Linked DNA regions of Homo sapiens: region 1 is linked to region 2. A link is an interaction called in ENCODE POLR2A ChIA-PET data of the cell type or tissue named here. Cell type or tissue: GM12878. All regions are shown on one strand.

Region 1 (5,000 bases), 120 kb before region 2:
GTATAATAAAATGTTTTGATGTACATATACACAATGGAATAACTGCTACAGTCAAGCAAATTGTTAACATATCCATCATCTCACATAATCTTCCTTGTGTGCATAGAAGTACCTAAATTCAGGGACTGTAGGATTCATCAACATTTCTTTTAAAAAATGCTTTTCAATAATAAAACCCAGACCGGGCAAGGTGGCTCACACCTGTAATCCCAGCACTTTGGGAGGATGAGGCAGGTGGATCACCTGAGGTTGGGAGTTCAAGACCAGCCTGACCAACATGGAGAAACCCCGTCTCTACTAAAAATACAAAATCAGCCAGGCATGGAGGTGCATGTCTATAATCCCAGCTACTCGGGAGGCTGAGGCAGGAAAATTGCTTGAACCCAGGAGGCAGAGATTGCGGTTAGCCAAGATCACGCCATTGCACTCCACCCTGGGCAACAAGAGCAAAACTCCATCTCAAAAAAAAAAGAAAAAGAAAAAGAAAATAATAAAACCCAGAAAACCAAAAGATAATTCAAAATAAAGAAGTCAGGAATAGGAAAGCTATTGAAGGAAGGGTAAAGAAGAGGTTAAGAAGTGAATCTTGGGCCCAGCACAGTGGTTCATATCTGTAATCTCAGCACTCGGGGAGGCTGAGGTGGGAGGATCACTTGAGCCCAGGAGTTCAAGACCAGCCTAGGCAATATAGAGAAACTCAGTTTCCACAAAAAATTTAAAAATTAGCTGGGTGTGGTGGCGCATGCCTGTACCATCAGCTACTCAGGAGGCTGAGATGGGAGGACCACTTAAGCCACAGAAGTGGAGGCTGCAGTGAGCCATGACTGCAAGAATGCACTCCAGCCTGGGCGACAGAGTGAGACCCTATCTCGGGGGGAAAAAAAAGTGAATCTTGGATCCTTTTAAATATAAAATCAAGCCTCAAAAACTGTGAAATTTAATTTTAAGTCAAAATTATAACTCCTCAAAGAAAATCTATATTATGTAAAAATAAACAATTAAAATGGAATACCTACAATGGCCTGTGATAAAAATCTCAGATCATAACAAAGTTGAAATAAGGAGGAAGTATGAATCCACAGATCTTGTAATTTTTTATGGTAGAGACTCACTATACACTATTATACATTGTTTTGTATCTTGAGCTAAGAAATCAAGGAAGAGAGATAAATATATCTCTTTTTAGAAAGTAAAAACATGTGATAAACTATATCAGTAACTGGATAGTTAAGATGGGGGCAGGAGGGAGTGAGAGAAAAGGAAAGGATTGGGAAGGAATTTTAAAGAAATGATTTTTGGGAACCTGCCGGGCAAATATGAACTAAAAGAAATTAGGATTCATGACACTAATATCAACAAAGTTGAAATGAAACCAAAAAAATTATCAAATGAGACAAAGCATTACCCATGCTGATAAAGGATGTAAAACACAATGAGAATGATTGTCAATGACATCATTCCAGATAATGTAACATCAAAAGACATGAAGCAAAAACTCTTAGATAAATACAATGTGAAATCAGGAGAAACACAAGAATAGAAAACTTTAACTCCCTCCTCTCAGAAATAATTAAAGCTATAAATAATTTAAATAATATAATTAATGACATTGATCAAATATGTGTATATATAATATGTTAAACTCTGTCCACAGAAAACAGAGAATATTCCTTTTCTTCACATGCCAGTGGAATATTTGACATGTGCTAGGCTACAAAGGAAACCTAAAAAAATCTAAAAGATATAGTACATATCTTTTAGATTTGTATAGTAGATATAGTACAGTTCACAAGCTCTGAACTTCATGCAATAGAAGCATAAATTAATAGTAAAGGCAAACCAAAAAATAAAAATTCAGACATTTTCTCCCCACCAACAACTCCTGGCTGAAAGGACAAATAAACTGAAACAGTTAAAGCTGTATTCAGAAGAAAATTAATAGGCTTCAACAGTTACTTCCAAACAAACATTCACCAATATGTTCTCAGGTTTCAACAGTCTTTGACCAGAAAGTAATTTTAAGATCCAAATTACTATGACTCTTAGCCTTCCCAACCATAATCCATCCTTCTGCTAGGTTCCCCATAAAAACAATTCTGGGAACCCCTGAGGAATGTTTGATTCTGTTCCACAAGTTCCTTCTGATCATCATCATCTTCTCTCCCCTTCTCCCTTTCCCTCTCCCTCTCTCTCCTCTCCTTCCTCCCTGCTTCAGCCTTCCCTTCCTCCCTCCTCCCTCTCTCACACTTTTCTCTCCTTCCCTTCACCTCTCTTTCCCTTTTTTCCTCCCCCTCCTTCCCTTCCTCCCTTTTTCCCCCTTTCCTCCCTTCCTTTCTTTCTCTTTCTCTTTTTCCCTTTCTCTCCCTCCCTCCATCTTTCTTTCTTCTTCTTCCTCTTACTCCTCTTCCCTCCCTTCCTCCTCTGCCTTCCCTGCTGGTTAGCAACCACAAGAGAGCTTTATGTAATGATGGAATTGTCCTATGCCTTGATATGTGCTGATTATATATATATATCTGTCAAAACTCATAGAACTGTACACTCTCCAAATAAAGTCAATTTTACTGTATGGTAAAATACAATTTTAAAAATATAATTAAGGAATAAAAATAGTGTTCCAATGCATTTAGAAAGAAGAATTTTTTTGAATTTTAAATAAAGCAGGCATAAAAGTAGCACTAAAAGCTGAAAACAACAAGAAAAAAGCAAATTGATCCCAAACATTAAATAAAATATTAATGAATCACTTACAACAGTACATCATATAACTACCATAATATGTCCAAGCAGGGGTTTGCACCAAGACTACAAGGATGGTTCAATATTAGGAAATCTATAGATATGATTTACCATATCAATGGGTTAAAATAGAAAAATGACAAAGTCATCTCCTTCATGCCCTCCCAAAAGGTATTAGCTAAAATGAAATATCAATTTATAATGAAGTTAAAAATAATTTTGTAACTTTTGTAAGCTAAATATCTGGGTATTTAGCTATCTATAGATAACTACTGTATGGAGACATATTTATGTCTCCAATAACTAACATCTTACTCAAAACTTCAGCCATAGGAGCATTTCTTCTGATAAAACAGAATCAGGGCATCCACAAGTAAATAAGAAAATAATATAAGAGGGGCCAGGCATAGTGGCTCATACCTGTAATCCCAGCACTTTAGGAAGCCGAGGCAGGATGATCTCTTGAAGCCAGGAGTTCAAGATCAGCCTGGCCAACATAGCGACACCTCATCTCTACAGAAAAAATAAAATAAGATATAACTTTTGGAAAGAAGGCAGCAAAATATTTATATATTATATAATCACCTTCCCAAAAATCTAAGAGAGTCAACTGATAAACCATTAGAAATAAAATAATAATTCAATATAATATGATAATACAGGAATAACAATATAATAAGTTAGAAAATATATATACAATAGAATAGCTCACTAAAATGGCTTATTACAAAAATTTTAAATAATAGCTAATATTTGTTAAGGACTTACTATGTAACATGAACATTTCCATGAAATAGGTATTATTTTTATCCTTATGGTAAAAATGAGGACATAGGCTCAGAGAGGTGACGTCACCAGGCTGCATTCACACAGCTTTGAATATCAGAGCCAGGATGAAAACCCAGGTGGTCCTATTCCAAAGCCCATGTGTTTAACCACCAGAGACTACTTCCTCCCTCTATACTCTGACATATATAAGTAACAGCTAGTTAGAAAATATGATGGAATAAAAGATTCATTTCCCAATAGCAAAAAAAAAAAAAAAAAAAAACCCAGAAAATTCTTAGGGATGAACATAATAGGAAACGTGCAGAGCCTGTAATGCAGAGAAATGTAAAGCACGGCTTAGAAACTTAACATATAAGAAAAGACTGCATGAATACTGATAGGTACCTTGTATGTAGATCTAACACCATAAAAATATATATTCTCCTCAAAATAGTCTAAAATTTAATGCAATCCAAATTAAAATATCAAAAACACTTTTTCGGATTTTAACAAAAAATAATTCTAAATTCTGCCCCCAAAAATAAATGTATAATGCTGTAAAAATCCTTTAAAAAGAACATTAAAGGGGGATTTTCCTTACCAGATATTTAAAAATTACTGTAGTATTATAAAACTACAGTAATCAATAACATATTGTGTTGCCTAAAGAAACAGACAAATGAGGGAAACAGAATGGATAATCCAAATTACACCCAAGTGTATACCAAAGTTTAATTTGTAATAAAGGCAGAGTTCAAATTAGTCAGAAGTTTATGGATTATACAATAAAATATATAGGGGCTGGGCGCAGTGGCTCACGCCTGTAATCCCAAAATTTTGGGAGGCTGAGGTGGGTGAATCACTTGAGGTCAGGAGTTCAAGACCAGTGGGGCCAACGTGGTAAAACTCCATCTTTACTAAAAATACAAAAATTAGCTGGGCATGGTGGTGGGTGCTTGTAATCCCAGCTACTCACGAGGCTGAGGCAGGAGAATCACTTGAACCCTGGAGGTGGAGGTTGCAGTGAGGCGAGATTCCGCCACTACACTCCAGCTTGGGTGACAAAGTGAGACTTCATCCGAAAAAAAAAAAGATGTTGAGATAAATGGCTACACATTTGGGAGGAAAAAAAAATTCCAAACTTCCTTCAAATACCAAAATATATTCCAGAGAGATGAGCGAGGTATATATTTTCTGAATGTTTAAAATGGTAGGAAAAATATATCTATATAAAACTTGGGGAATATAAAACCCTAAATAAGAAGTCTTATTTTATTACATAAAAATGTTAAATGGTAACATATACCATAAGCAAAATCAAAAGATAATTGGTTGCAAGGAACCAAGATCCAACATCTCTACAGTACAAAGAACTCTCATATCAAGAAGAGAATAGCTCAACATAGTAGAAAAATGGGCAAAATAAATGAACAAGCCATTCAAATAAGAAACAACAAGAAAAGATACTCAACCTTGTTGATGATTAAGGAGTTCAA
Region 2 (5,000 bases):
GATGACTGACTCTGGGATCCATTTAACTGCTCCCTGCCAAATGCTTGCTAAAATGGTCAAAGGAAAAACACAGGAAAATCTATATTCACATGTAAACCAGCGAGGAGGCCAGACACATGCTAGAAGCCCTTGAGGTGAACTGGAACATAAGGCGGACCCCGCAGAGTGAGGAACCGGCCCAGTGCTGTGTCTGGTGGAATTGGCCCACACCGACTCACTCACATTTCCACAAGGCTGAAAGACCAGGATAGCTGAAACAATAGGGCTAGAATTTACTTCTCAATTCAATCAGCTTCACTTTTGCTAAATGCGTAGTCTAGGAAAAGATTGCCCTGAGCACGGCAGTGTTTAATACGATCTTCTAGTCAGTCTTCAGTTTACAGATGAGAAGCCTGCACTGGAGGGGCACTGGTTTGTTCAAAGCCACCAGTCTATTAGGTTTTGAATCCAATTCTCCTTACCCTCTGCAGCAGTGTGGCCCTCACCAGGGGAGAGGGGCCGGGAGGGGCTGGCAAGGGCTGGCAGGGGGTCCTGTCCTCTGTCTGGGATGTGTTCTCCTGCCCTGGTCTTTCAGAGGGGATCCTCCTGTTGTGCTTGAGAATGGTGGTTGCTGTGTGCTTGGGTTCCTGTACAGTCCAGCTGTGCTTAGACCATGGCTTTGTGTGGGTGGGCTTCTATAAACCACCTCTCTGGGCAGATTTCTCTAATCTCTGCTTTTTTATTTTTATTTATTTTTATTTTTTGAGACAAGTTCTAGTTCTATTGCCCAGGCTGCAGTGTAGTAGCACAATCACAGCTCACTGCAGCCTCAACCTCCTGGGCTCAAGCAATTCTCCCACCTCGGCCTCCATAGTAGGTGGGACCACAGGCGTGTACCACCACACCTGGCTAATTTTTTCATTTTTTGTAGAGACGGAGGCTTACTATGTTGCCCAGGCTAGTCTCAAACTCCTGGGCTCAAGTGATCCACCCACCTTACCCTTCCAAAGTGCTGGGATTATAGGCATGAGCCACCACTCCAGGCTAATCTCTGCCTCCTTAGCCCCCTAACCAGGCCCCCTGCCTTTCTTGCTGCTCTTAAAACCACAGGCCCCAGAGACAGAAAATAAGATGGAAACCTGTCCACATCACTTCCTTACTTGAAGCCTTCCTCAGCAACCCGTCACTTCAGCACCCAGCAAGGATGCCCTCAGGTCTGAACTCCATGTGCATTTCCACCCCTCCCCTGCCAGCCCACTTTGTAGGGGACATCTCATATATAGTCCCCAGCCCAGCCGCTCTTACTGCCTCGGTGCTTTGCTCATGCTGGTCCACCTGCCAGGAACACCCTTCCTACAGCCTGTTGGTTCCTGCTTATCCTCCAGGCCAGCTCAGTCTTTATCTGAAAGACAGCAGCCAGCTGTCCCCTCATCCTTGCACTCACTGTATCCTGATCAGAAGGATGTCTGTCTGTCTTCCCACCAGAGATCTTTGACCCACAAGGTCAACACCGTAAACGCCTGAGCTCACCTGAACCTGATGTCACGAAAAGTGCAAGAGTAAGCCGGGTGCGATGGTTCATGCCTATAATCCCAGCACTTTGGGAGGCTGAGATGGGGAGATCACCTGAGGTTGGCAGTTGGAGACCAGCCAGACCAACATGGCTGTATTAGTCTGTTTTCATGCTGCTGAATCACTTGAACCCGGGAGGCAGAGGTTGCAGTGAGCTGAGATCTTGCCACTGCACTCCAGCCTAGGTGACAGAGCAAGACTCCATCTCAAAAAAAAAAAAAAAAAAAAAGGGCGCAAGAGTATTTTAGTTTGGCAGGCTTGGGCTGCACCCCCAACTCTGTCACTTGCTACAGGTCTATCTCGAGGAGTGTTACTTTACCTGTTTTCCTCGCCTGTTGACTGCTGTTAAACCACTGGTAGCTTGAAATTGGCCATGGTGGGAATATTGACAACATGGAAATTGGCAGATGCTACAAATGGATGCTTTTTTTAAAATGCTGGCTGTTTAAGCATTTGTGGGACTGACTACCCCGTAAGTCACCAAGTAAGAAGACATGAATCTCTAAGTTGGAGGGACCCATGGCACAAGTGGCCTGCACCCCACCTGTATCCCTGTGACTTTTCAGTGTGCTCTGGCCAGCTTCCACTTCCAGCCTCTGCAACTAGAAATGAGGCTCTTGCTCCCAGAACTGCCCATGCCTGACAGGATGGAACTGCCAAAGACCTTATGATGCAGGGCAGGCAAGCCCCAAAGTGGAGCTCAGTCCACAAGGGTTCTTGGCTTTGCCCAGGAAAGAATTCAAGGGCCAGAGGTAAAAGAAAACAGCTTTATTGAAAAGACGGTGTTATAGCTCTGTGACTGTTCCTGCACAGCAGGGCTACCCCATTGGCAGAGAGTAGCTGCTCAGGGCACTTTTGCAATCGTATTTACACATAGTTTTAATTGCATGCAGATAAAGGGGCAGTTTATGCAGAAATTTCTAAGGAAAGGGTGGTAACTTTGAGGTCATTGCTTTGAAAAGGGGTGGTAACCCTGGGTGTTGCCATGGCAACAGTAAACTGACTTAACACACTGGTGGCTGTGTCAGATTGAAAGCTGCCTTCACCCCAGCCCTGTTTTAGCTAGTCCTCAATCTAGACCAGTGTTTGAGCCCCACCTCTGGAGTCAAGTCTCACCTCCTATCTCACAACCCCAGAAATAGCTTTTAACAAATGACTCTCTTGAGGGTTGGGGTGTAAATGCCCCAGCTCCCCCACCCCTTGGGTGGGGTAGTTCTGAGTTGAGTGTTTTGTATCACTTCCCACAGTTTCCCCTAAAGGCCTCAGATGCCCACTGAAGTAGACAGCTGAATCACGTGGGGGATTTTTCACACTTTGACCTTTGAAAGTCTTTACTAGTTTCCATGCTTTTCTAAATATAATTTTTGCTTGATTTTTCTTGTTACAGAAAAATATGCCCATTAAAACTTTAGAAAATACAAAAAAAGGCTGGGTGCAGTGGCTCACGCCTGTAATCCCAACACTTTGGGAGGCCGAGGGGATCGGATCACCTGAGGTTGGGAGTTTGAGACCAGCCTGACCAACATGGAGAAACCCCGTCTCTACTAAAAATACAAAAAAGTAGCCAGGTGTGGTGGCACATGCCTGTAATCCCAACTACTCGGGAGGCTGAGGCAGGAGAATCGCTGGAACCTGGGAGGTGGAGGTTGCAGTGAGCCGAGATCACGCCATTGCACTCCAACCTGGGCAACAAGAGTAGAACTCTGTCTCAAAAAAAAAAAAAGAAAAAAAGAAAAGAAAAGAAAATACAAAAAATTGTTATAATTTTTGACTCTTATTAGTTTTAAATATTGGTATGTGAGTACATCTATAAATGTATCTTCCTTACTCTTTCTCCACAGCCTTACCTGCACTTCCCGAATGAACTACTTATATCTGAAATCTCATCTTAGGGTCTACTTCTGGAAGAACTCTAGCATAATACCAGTAGAACTCCACAAAACTGAAAAGCTCAAAGCAGCAGGTGGCAGAGAAGCAAATGCCACCAGGTATCACTGAGGACTAAAGCTCAGCGCTGATGTTGCCCCTGCTGAAGGGGCAGGAGGGCTGGCCCATCCCATGGTGCCACAGGCTGTGGCCACATCTCACGCCCTCCTGCGCTGATGTTGGAATGAGGTGTGGGTTGTTCCTGAGGTCCAGCTAACTTTGGGCTGCTACAACAAAGAGAAAAACCCTTGGGCGCATCAGTAAAGTCACTACACAGCTTCACTCCTTGGTTGGGTCCCTCGATAACCAAGTCTCCAAGAGCAAAAGGACAGAGAATCCAGCCTGAACTGAGACAGCCTCAGCATCAGACAGAAGCCACACGGACACACTCCACTCCAGCAGAGAAGCAGCTCAGCACTCACAGATAGGCCCAGAGATGAAAAGGAAGAGGTCAACTGGGCACTGTGGCTCATGCCTGTAATCCCAGCTACTCAAGAGGCTAAGGCAGAAGCCAAGAGTTCAAGACTAGCCTGGGCAACATGTGAGACCTTGTCTCTAAAACAAATTTTAAAATCTTAGCCAGGTGTGGTGGCAGGAGGATTGGTTGAGCCCAGGAGTTCCAGGCTACAGTGAGATACGGTTGCACCACTGCACTCTAACCTAGGTGACTAAGCAAGACCCCCGTCTCTAATTTTTTAAAAAAAGGAGGAAGTTGGCCGGGCACGGTGGCTTATGCCTGTAATCCCAGCACTTTGGGAAGCCAAAGCGGGCAGATCACAAGGTCAGGAGTTTGAGACCAGCCTGGCTAACATGGTGAAACCCCATCTCTACTAATGATACAAAAAATTAGCTGGGCATGATGGTGCATGCCTGTAATCTCAGGTACTCGGGAAGCTGAGGCAGGTGAATCACTTGAACCCGGGAGGCAGAGGTTGCAGTGAGCTGAGATCAAGCCATTGCACTCCAGCCCGGGCGACAGGGCAAGACTCTGTCTCAAAAAAAAAGGAAGAGTTTGGCCAGGCACAGTGTCATGCTTGGAATCCCAGCACTTTGGGAGGCCAAGGCAGGTGGATCACCTGAGGTCAGGAGTTCGAGACCAGCCTGGCCAACATGGTGAAACCCCATCTCTACTAAAAATACAAAAATTAGCTGGGTATGGTGGTGGGCACCTGTAAACCCAGTTACTCGGGAGGGTGAGGAAGGAGAATCGCTTGAACCCGGGAGGCAGAGGCTGTAGTGAGCCGAGATTGCACCACTGCACTCTAGCCTTGGTGAGGCAGAGTGAGGTTATACCTGAGAAATGAGTACTGATGACCCTTAACAAATAGTTACTCCCCAAGAAATACGAGAAAACCTTAAAACAGAGTTTTCTCAACTAGTTCCACAGGAAACTAGCTGGTAGAGGTAGCAACAGGTGCTAAAGAGAAAAGGCTGCACCTGGGAGACACTGAGTGAAGCAAAGGTTCATGGTTGGCTTTTCCTTAGGCCTTCTTGGATCTGTGCTGATGTCCACTGAGATTCCC

What was found. Peaks named below come from ENCODE experiments on the same cell type or tissue, not always from the same donor. Only the 100,000 strongest peaks of a DNase experiment are listed, where the experiment ranks them.
Region 1: POLR2A ChIA-PET joins it to region 2 with 10 read pairs; 5 of 35 experiments call an interaction of 5 or more read pairs at or near these places.

What each region holds. Positions count from the first base shown.
Region 1 is chr20:43,854,589-43,859,588 of GRCh38, reverse strand. No RefSeq gene overlaps it. Among named protein-coding and RNA genes, the nearest start is that of LINC01728, 38 kb to the left of the region's middle. In GM12878, no CTCF peak of the experiment used is centred here; no DNase peak of the experiment used is centred here.
Region 2 is chr20:43,734,514-43,739,513 of GRCh38, reverse strand. All of the region lies in intron 1 of LOC101927200 (a long non-coding RNA gene), which reads right to left. Among named protein-coding and RNA genes, the nearest start is that of GTSF1L, 10 kb to the right of the region's middle. In GM12878, no CTCF peak of the experiment used is centred here; a DNase peak (open chromatin) is centred at 2,673.